2 separate regions of the Homo sapiens genome follow, and region 1 is linked to region 2. A link is an interaction called in ENCODE POLR2A ChIA-PET data of the cell type or tissue named here. Cell type or tissue: MCF 10A. All regions are shown on one strand. Links, peaks and the distances in the headings refer to the core of each region. The heading gives the core; the rest is flanking DNA.

What was found. ChIA-PET counts read pairs that join two places held together with the same protein. Peaks named below come from ENCODE experiments on the same cell type or tissue, not always from the same donor. Only the 100,000 strongest peaks of a DNase experiment are listed, where the experiment ranks them.
Region 1: POLR2A ChIA-PET joins it to region 2 with 7 read pairs; 2 of 35 experiments call an interaction of 5 or more read pairs at or near these places.

The regions. Positions count from the first base shown.
Region 1 is chr10:27,480,867-27,486,248 of GRCh38, forward strand. No RefSeq gene overlaps it. Among named protein-coding and RNA genes, the nearest start is that of RAB18, 21 kb to the right of the region's middle. In MCF 10A, for the core only: no CTCF peak of the experiment used is centred there; a DNase peak (open chromatin) is centred at 2,555.
Region 2 is chr10:27,369,957-27,375,338 of GRCh38, forward strand. No RefSeq gene overlaps it. Among named protein-coding and RNA genes, the nearest start is that of LINC02673, 29 kb to the left of the region's middle. In MCF 10A, for the core only: no CTCF peak of the experiment used is centred there; no DNase peak of the experiment used is centred there.

The sequences.
Region 1 (5,382 bases), core at 290-5,289, 110 kb after region 2:
ATTTGTAGCTATATATAATAAATTTCTAAGTTTTAATAATATTAAGAGCTGGTTGTCAAATTTTTGACCCCTCCAAGAATAAAAAAAAATAATAAAATTATCTCCCTACATACACACACCTAAAACCCTCATTAAAACTTCCTATAACTGGAACAAGGGTGGCTCTAACTTCTCAGAAAGGAAGAAAAGATCCTTATGTTCTGTATGAACAAAATTACAGTGAGTATTCAAATAAGAGGAAGTTAAGGGAACTGAAAGATCCTTTCAAGGAAGAATGAATAGCTAAGAGTTAACGAAGGGAATAAGTACATTCATTCAGGTCATGACATTGCTAATTTGGAACAAGTCGTCTTCCAATGTTTAAAGTAATAATCCTGAAGAAAAGCACATTAAATCACAGTAATATGGCTTAAATTACAGTAATAGGTGAAATTAGGCAAGAAAAAATAATGGCTAATTTTGAAAAATCTGTCCAGGATGATTAATTACATTATGAAAATGAGTTTTTAGGAAATGAATGATTTCCCATAGGCATTTTTGCAGGGCAGATACTTTCTGATTTGGAGAATACCAGCAGGCTAAGTCAAGGATTTCTGCGCCTTTTCTGGAGTCTGCAGGCTGGGTTACAACAGGTCAGTATCTCCAGTTTTCTTTTGCACTCCTGCAACAGAGAAAAGGGAAGTAAATGCAGAGAACTGGAAGAAAAGGAGCACAAACTATATTTTTGTGTACTCTAAGTGTAAAGAACTCTTAGGAGTTGGAAGGTGTATTAGTCAGGGTTCCCTAGAGGGACAGAACTAATAGGATATATGTATGTATGAAAGGGAGTTTATTCAGGAGAATTGACTCATGTGATGACAAGGTAAAATCCCATGATAGGCCATCTGCAAGTTGAAGAGCAAGGAAGCCAGTGGTGGATCAGTCCATGTCCCAAAGCCTCAAAAATAGAGAAGCCAACAGTGCAGCCTTCAGTCTGTGGCCAAAACCCCGAGAGCCCTGGCAAACCACTGGTATAAGTCCAACAGTCCAAAAGCTGAAGAACTTGGAATCTGCTGTTTGAGGGCAGGAAGCATCCAGCATAGGAGAAAGATGAAGGCCAGAAGACTCAGCAAGTCTGCTCTTCCATCTTCTCCTGCCTACTTTATTCTAGCTATGCTAGCAGCTGATTAGATGGTGCCCACCCAGATTGAGGGTAGTAGGTTTGCCTCTCCCAGTCCACTGACTCAAATGTTAATCTCCTTTGGCAACACCCTCACAGATACACTGAGGAACAATACTTTGTATCCTTCAATCCAAACAAGTTGACACTCAATATTAACCATCACAGAAGGCTTGGATCGTAGATACTTTTCTTTTTTTTTTAAGACAGAGTCTTGTTCTATTGCCCAAGCTGGAGACCAGTGGTGCAATCATATAGCTCATGGCAGCCTCGAACTCCAGGGCTCAAGCCATATTTCCATTTCAGCCTCTTGACCTCCTGAGTAGCTGGAACCAGCTAATTAATTTTTTTTTTTTTTTTTTTTTTGTAAAGACGGGGTCTTGCTGTGTTGATCAGGCTGGTCTTGAACTTCTGGGCTCAAGTGATCCTCCCACCTCGGCCTCCCAGAAAGCTGGGATTACAGGTATGAGCCACTGTACCTGGCTCTCTAGATACTTAATAGGTGCAGGATTTAAAGTAAGACATTTAACCTTTATAGGATTTTTTTTTTCTTTTAATCTGTAAAGTAGGCTTAAAGATATTTATTTTATTTACATCATTGGGTTGTTGGAAGGATCAAATAAGTTATGTCTTGGGCTGGGTGCGTTGGCTCATGTCTGTAATCCCAGCACTTTGGGAGGCCGAGGCAGGCAGATCACCTGAGGTCAGGAGTTGAAGACTGACCGGCCTGGGCAACGTGATGAAACCCCACCTCTACTAAAAATAGAAAAATTAGCCAGTGTGGTGGCGCATGCCTGTAGTCCCAGCTACTAGGGAGGCTGAGGCAGGAGAATTGCTTGAACCCGGGAGGCAGAGGTTGCACTGAGCCTAGATCATGTCACTGCACTCCAGCCTGTGCCACAGAGTGAGACTCTGTCTCAAAAACAAAAACAAAAACAAACAAAAAAAGTAATGTGTTGTGAAAATACAAAGTAAATTATAGAATAATTATTACTGCATTCTAGAACAACTCCACTGCATGTTGCACACAGCTTTCCCAGCATCCTTTGCCCCTAACCCAGCTCTGACTTTGTTGTAGGACCTCTGGCTGCTCTCATGGAGCCAGGGATTAAGAAAGTAGCAGGGACGGTGGGAGATGAAGAAGCTGAACAGCACAATATCAACAGCTCTGTTGCCCCAGGTTACTAGCTCCACCCTCTGTTAGGTTCATAGCCGGGAAGAACGTTTACTTAGCAATAACAGAAATGTTTCTGAACAATCTTTTCATTAGCTGTAAATTGTCTCATTCTGATTTCTAAAATTAAGATTCCGGATTGCTATGAAGGCAGGTTCTTACTCTGAAGCAATCATCTTCACTACCGGAAAGAGCTCCATCCACATTGTTGAATCATGAAATGAGCTGAGTACCATGGAATTTGATTTACTAAGTATTGCTTGAGACAGGCAGGACTGTACAGGTCATTTAAAGTGGTAACACTGTACAAAATATAATGTACCTTTTAATGGGGTGTGGAGGAGAGTGTCTAGTGAGAGAGTTCTCTAGACTTTTCTGGGGCAGAACACAAGCTTTGCATTGATATTACAGGCTCATGGTTTATATGCCTGAACATCTAAGAACAGGGTCACCTTAGAAGTGAATTTTCTCATTCCTTTTGAGAGTCCGCAGGATAAGGAGGGGATACTTTAAGGTTAAAATATGTTGATGTGTGCGTGGGCACTCAATAAAATTGATATGAAGACAAACCGGACTAACTTGCTTTGCCACCAAAACTGTTTTTCAAGAGTGGAGCCATTCACATTTTGAGCTGGATAATTCTTTGTTGTGGGAGCCTGTCCTATGCATTGTATGATATTTAACAGCGTCTCTGGCCTGTCCTCATTAGATGCCAGTAGCATTCCCCAAGCTGTGATGATCGAAAATGTCCCCAGACATTGCCAGATGACCCTCGGGAAGCCAAAATGCTCCCAGGTGAAAATCACTGCATGAAAATCATTCATTGAATTTATGGTATGAAAATACTCTTTCTACTTCTTGAAATTAATTGTTAGGAAGGAATATGCTTTGCAAATAATCAGTCAACAAATTTTAGTTATCACTAATTTTTTTAACAATTATTTGTATGGCACTTTGTAATTTATAAAATATTTCTATATGCCATATTATGGATGAGCAAAAAGGAAAGGAGTTAATATTTATTATTTACTATATGCTATCTGGTAAGGGACTTGCTTCAAATACATCCTTTCATTTAGGTCTCACAGAATCTCTGCGTGAGAGTTATTTTCCCCCATTTTATACAAAAGAAAACAAGCTTAGAAATGTTAAGTAGCTGGCTGAGCATGGTGGCTCACACCTGTCGTCCCAACACATTGGGAGGCCGAGGTGGGCTGATCACTTGAGGTCAGGAGTTCAAGACCAGCCTGGTCAAATGGTGAAACCCTGTCTCTACTAAAAATATTTTTAAAGTTAGCCAGATATGGTGGTGGGCACCTGTAATCCCAGCACTTTGGGAGGCTGAGGCAAGTGGATCACCTGAGGTCAGGAGTTCGAGACCAGCCTGAGCAACACAGTGAAACCCCGTCTCTACTAAAAATGGAAAAATTAGCCGGGCATGGTGATGCCTTCCTATAATCCCAGCTACTTGGTGGGGTCTGAGGCAGGAGTATCGCTTGAACCCAGGAGGCAGAGGCTGCAGTGAGCTGAGATCACACCACTGCACTCCAGCCTAGGAGACAGAGTGAGACCCTGTCTCTAAATAAGTAAATAAATAAATACAACAAAACAGGTGGGTAGCAGGGTAGCTAAGGTAGCAGATGTTACCAAGGGTCTGAATCAATGGATGGGGTTTTCACTGCAGTCACATAAACAAATTTGAAATTAAATAATTGATTTCTCTTTTCTTAAGAGTCTTGTAACCATTGCATCTTCAGAATGCATTCCCAGTCTGTATGGGCATCTTTTCCCAAGCTGCAATATGCCATCACATAGCCTAAGCAATCCTCTCTCTCAGGTATCTCCTCTTATTCCCTGATTCCCCAGGTCCCTTCACCTTTAGCTTTCTCCTAAATTAGAATCTGTTTAATTACAGGACAGAGCAATGAGCTCTCTGCTTCTTCCTCATGTTGAGGTCTGTTCACCTTCTGCATGTTTGAAAACACATTCATCATTTTGCTAAACAAAAGACCACCTGTTCACCCCTGGGTAGCACTGAAGAACCAGCAAACACTTTGCAATTTCCATCTTTCTTCTGTAACCCTTTCCCTGTGTAACTCCTCCCAAGCTCTGTAAGTGGAAGAATTCAATGTGGACATTTATTTTCCCATTGATAAGAATTATCTAGCCATCCTCCATACACATGCTGAAAGGAAGCAGTGGTTAGTCAGTTTTTAATATTTGTCATATACTGTACTGAAGTATAAAATACATATTGAAAAGTACACAATTCATAAGTGTACATACCTATTTTTATAAACTGAACATACCCGTGTCTCCAGCATCCAGAACAAGAAACAGAACAGTACAAGCATTCCAGAACCCTCTGTTCCCTCTACCCGTCAGTGTAATATTTTCTAATGACAAAGAGTTTGTATATGCCAGCCTTTGCTCTCTAACCAACAACTTTGCAATGAGTGGTTTTATTACTGTGTTGTATCTAGTCAGAAATGCCTACATGAGGCACAATTGCTTATATTAGTTTGTATACAAGTCATTGAAAATGCAGTGATTGTGTTAATCTTGTGGTTTAAGGGTTCACAAGGGAAAGAGAGCAACTTCATAGCTCCTTGTCCTGGGATTCTTCAGAGTCCATCAGTCATTCATAGGTAGGGCTCTCTCCTTATCACCTGAGAACTCCTGATTTTCCTTGGGTTCCATGGATATGATTTATTCTAGTAAGTGATGCCAGCTCTGCCAGCAGAGCTCACACTAACTGCATGTGATACTTATTGCTCCCAGAGTCACCAACACCACCATTTTATACTGTAGTTGTTCCTGTATATATGGGACCCAAAGTCGTGGAATTCTCTACCTAATGGATCTCATCTCTGGCAGCATGTTAGAATTATCTGAATAATTTTTTTAAAGCTCATGCCCCACCCTGACCTAAGGCATGGGACTTTCTTGAGGGATGGCATCCAACATCAACAGCTTTAAGTTCCAGGTGTTTCTAAAGTGTGACTCAGGTTGAAAAGCAGTGCAACTTCTCACCCTCTCCGTGAAGCTC
Region 2 (5,382 bases), core at 126-5,125:
GACAGAGCGAAACCATCTCTAAAAAAAAAAGGTAAAATTTTTTATTTTTACATATTTGTAACCACAAGATGGCACCAATTTCCCATTTAAAAGCTTGGCATATGGGTGTTTTTCATTTTTTACATATTTTTCCAAGATTACAAGCTGTTGGGTGAGGTTTGGTTACCACCTTCCCTCAAATATGGACTCCTAGACTATAAAACTAGGGCCATTGCATTAAGTAAGAATCCATATGTGCAATTAGGTTTGTAATTTGCATTCTCTGTATCACGACTTCAATGTGGAAGGAGTGACTCTAATGAATAAGGACGAATGCTTAGTGCATTTCTTCACAAATGTTAAGTTCCAGAGTAAGTTTCAAACCCAAAGCCACATATTGGCAATTTTATGAGGCTTCTCTCATGCAAAGTCCTCAGATCTTTGTTCTTGAAAAGGAAAAAACTGTATGACTACACCTATTCACCACCCAGCCAATTAAAAGCAGGAAGCACTTTGGATATCTGTTTGCATGCTTCAGGATCAGGCTATATGTGTTGTCTTTGTTATATGATTTCTAATGCATTTATGAGTTTTGATGGCCAAGACCAATAATCAAAGCAGATTGCATGTAATTACTCTCTTGGTAGTTTTTCTTGATTATCCCATAAATGGGATTTGCATTTCTGAAAATGCCTACAAAATAGAATTTGGCCAAACATTCTATGATCACATTTTCTGTGATGTTGGTTTTAAAGTGACTTGAAATTGTGAAATCCTTCTGTGTCAGTTTTATTGCTCTGAGACTCTAGCCTCTGGTGAGTTTGGGAGGGGGCCTGGAAATGAGATGGCATCAGATTAAACGTGTCTGTTATATACTTATTTCTGTATTAATTTACAGGTGTTAGAACATCTGCTCCAAAAGACTTCAGGCAAAGATGGAATTTATTTTCTCACTTAACTGAAAAAGTCCACAGGTAGCCTTGCTGCCAGTATAGTTGGATTCTGGGCTCAAACAATATCGTTAGGGCTTGGGTGTTTTTTTTTTTTTTTTTTTTTTTTTTCTGTGTTTCTCCTCTCTGCCTCCCGCTGGATTGAATTCATGTGCAACCTCCTCGTCATCACTTCTGGAACTTCTAGGCTCTCTGTGCTTTATGACAAGATGACTGCAGCAGTCCTAAGCTCAGGTGAGTCCAAGATGTAAGCCCAGTAGGAAACAGGGAGCTCTTTTGCTTACAAGGCTAGGAATTATTCTTGTGTCTGCAAGCACCAAGGCCAGGGGAACGTGATGTGCTTACTGGCTTGGGCCTGAGACATGTGGTCCACGCCTGAGGCAGCAATAGAGCCCACCTAGCGCACGTGAACTAGATTGAAGAAGGAATAATCTGCAAGTTAAGCTAGGAGGGCTGTTATCAGAATGGATGTGGCAAAATCTAATTCTAGAAAGGTTTTATATAGCCCTGAGCCTAAGCATAAAATATACTGAGTTCAGAGGTTGATATGGTTTGGCTCTCTCCCCATCCAAATTTCATCTTGAATTGTAGCTCCCATAATTCCTACATGTTGTGGGAGGGGCCTGGAGGGAGATAATTTAATTAAGGGGGCGGTTTCACTCATATGCTTCTCGTGGAAGTAAGTCTCACGAGATCTGATGGCTTTATAAGGGGAATCCCCGTTTGCTTGGTTCTCATTTGCTGTTTGTCTGCTGCCATGTTAGATGTGCCTTCCACCTTCCGCCATGATTGTGAGGCCTCCCCAGCCATATGGAACTGTGAGTCCATTAAACCTCTTTTTCTTTATAAATTACCCAGTCTGGGGTATGTCTTTATCAGCAATGTGAAAACAGACTAATACAGAGGGGTTCTTCATACCTTGAAAATATTATTCTTCGAGTGACAATTTTAAAATCTTTGGAAAATGACAAAGCTAACAGGTCGGTGACTGGGTCATCACTTGCATTCTTACTTAGGGCAAACACTGGTAAAATTATGTAGGCAGAATTTTCTCTGGTGGCATCTCACATATCTTTTCTTTATTTATCCTCACTGGTATCTCTCAGTTGAGATACCAGTTCTCCAGTTCTTCTCCAGCATCTGTGTACATTCCAGAACTTTCTTACACCCTACCCTGGAAACTCATCTTTCCTGAATATCCTTCGTGTTTGTTGTAATTTAGGGACTTGATATTACCTACTGGACTTTCAATGCTTTAATTCAAAGACTGACCAATAATATCGATTAATCCTATGCGTGTTCATATGACTCATTATGTTATGAACTTATTGAGTGCATGGAATATGTTTTATTCATCTCTGTGACTCATGCTTAGCTCTCAATAGACATTGGTAAAATGAACAAAAAGATCTGAAATTTAAGACAGATGTTACCGGAGTCTGTTCTTCTCAGAGCTTGTAAACACTGCTTATGCTGACAAAGAATTCCTAACCTGCGTGCCTAATGATAGCTCTTAAAATATTGTTGCACATGGTGGTTAAGGCCAATACTGTAGGATCTACGGGAAAGCTACTACTGCAAGTGTTGTTTTGGGGCTTATCAAATGGTATCTTCTTTTCTAATTCATGTTAATCCTTTTGTATTCTTTCATTTTTAGAGGTAACAGGGAACCATCTTAGCTGTTCACATTACTTTCAAAAATAAGCTGGCACAGAACATTATGTGATCATCTATGAGTTTTCTTTTCTCTGGATTAGAGTAAAATAAATAGCTTGTGCCAGGTAAACAGCAGGGATTGCACAGGTGAAATGTGGTAACCTGGGATTACTATTAAATGCAGGCACTTCATGGTCCATGCCTGGTAAAGAGATCAGAGGGCTATTCAAGTGAAGGATGATTGGTTCCAAAGTGAGTATGATTGAATTAATGAGGAGATGTCTGGATTAATTTAGAAAATGTCTGATTAAGGATAATAAATAATATCAAATATTATCTATAATTCATGCAAAGGGTTTAGTAGGAGACGTGTTGCCTAAATGTGGACAAGGGTCATAATTGTCCTTTTCTTTTCCTTAGAATACAATTTTTTTTTTTGAGACGGAGTCTCACTCTGTCTCCAGGCTGGAGTGCAGTGGCACAATCTTGGCTCACTGCAACCTCCGCCTCCCGGGTTCAAGCGATTCTCCTGCCTCAGCTTCCTGAGTAGCTGGGACTACAGGTGTGCACCACCACGCCCAACTAATTTTTGTATTTTTAGTAGAGACAGGGTTTCACCATGTTGGCCAGGATGGTCTCGATCTCCTGACCTTGCGATCTGCCCACCTCGGCCTCCCAAAGTGCTGGGATTATAGGCGTGAGCCACTGCACCTGGCTTTTTTTTTTTTTTTTTTTTTTTTTTTTAGAAGGAGTCTCACTCTGTCACCCAGGCTGGAGTGCAGTGGCATGATCTCAGCTCACTGCAACCTCCGCCTCCGGGGGTTCAAGCGATTGCTAGCTTATTTTTGTATTTTTAGTAGAGACAGGGTTTCACCATGTTGACCAGGTTGGTCTCAAACTCCTGACCTCATGTGATCCAGCCGCCTCTGCCTCCCAAAGTGCTTGATCTATTTGAGTTCATGTAGAAGGAGTATATTCTGAAGGCAAGTGCCACAGCATGTAGAAGTGTGCTTTGTTACAAGGGTGGGATTAAAATACTTGGAATCTCAATGGAAGAGAAAGGAGTATCTCTTGGAGTTTTGCAGGCAAATAGGCAAGTAGGCAATCTAAATGGGTTTATGCAAAGAGAAGCCAAATATAAAGTGGTTTTGGCCAGGAGTTCCCCGGCTAAGTCCAAGGGTATGAGTTGGCTGAGCCTATTGCCAGGGTGAGAAGGGTGCAGTGGCTCATGCCCGTAATCTCAGCATTTTTGGAGGCTGAGGCAGGTGGATTGCCTGAGTCCAGGAGTTTGAGACAAGCCTGGGCAACACAGAGAAACCCTGTCTCTACTAAAAATACAAAAAAATTAGCCAGGCATGGCCGTGCACCTGTAGTCCCAGCTACTCAGGAGGCTGAAGGAGAAACACCTGAGTCCGAGAGGTTGCGGCTGTAGTGAGCCATGATTGCAACACTGCACTCCAGCCTGGGCAACCAGAGTGAGATCCTGTCTCAAAAAAGAAGTCAAAGAGCTGTACTCAAAGTTAGGATCTCCTGGAAACAGTATTTTAAAGTGATGGGAGTACTGTGGGAGTTTGAGGAGGAAGAAAGAAGAGGATAGGGGAGGAGAAACATGCCCAAGGGAGAAACAAAAATATACAAGACAACTCCACCTACTTCTCAGCTGCGGTCTGACTTTGCTGACATATTCCGGCTTGGCCAACTGTCCTCAGGCCTTCAAAAAGTGAATGAAGGGAACCAGTGAGGAACCACCTAACTTCTTGTCATAAGTGTTAATTTTTCTTTTTTGAGACAGAGTCTCTCTTTGTCACCCAGGCTGGAGTGCAGTGGCACAATTTCAGCTCACTGCAATATCGACTTCCCAGATTCAAGTGATTCTCCTGCCTCAGCCTCCTGAGTAGCTGGGATTACAGGCATGTGCCACCATGCTCAGCTAATTGTTTTATTTTTAGTGGAGACGGGGTTTCACCATGTTGGCCAGGCTGGTCTTGAACTCCCGACCTCACGTGATCCACCAAAGTGCTGGGATTACAGGTGTGAGTTACCACGCCTGGCCTATAAGTGCTAATTTTCTAGCTACAGTCATGAGAACCTCCTATGTATGCCATACATTCTCTTTATCATCTGGTTTCCTCAAGAAGCAGGCATGCTTCTTGAATTTGCAAACAAAAGCTATTTTTACATGATTTTTCCTAACCCTGGATGATTTTTACATTCACTAAGACTTAGTTATTATTGGGCAAAAGCTGGTTAAGAAACATTGTTCATATATTTTTCTGAGTGCTTATGAGGGATACCTAAATATCAGTTTTTAAAAAACATTATTTGATAGGAAAATAATATTAGGATAAGTAGCTGGGCACAGTGGCTCACGCCTGTAATCCCAGCACTTTGGGAGGCTGAGGCAGGAGGATCACCTGAGGTCAGAAGTTCAAGACCAGCCAGGCCAACGTGGTGTAACCCCATTTCTACTAAAAATACAAAAATTAGCCGGTTGTGGGGGCAGGTGCCTGTAATCCCAGCTACTCAAGAGGTTGAGGCAGGAGAATAGCTTGAACCCAGGAGGTGGAGGTTGCAGTGAGCTGGGATCGCGCCACTGTACTCCAGCCTAGGTGACAGAGCAGAACTCCATCTCAACAAAATAAAATAAAATAAAATAGAAAAACATATAGAAGTAGACAATAGAATGGTGGTTACCAAGAAACGGAGTTAGGGAGATACAGGAAGTTGTTGTTCAATGCATGTAAAGTTACAGTTATACAAGATGAGTAAATTCCAGAGATCTGCTGTGCAACTTAGT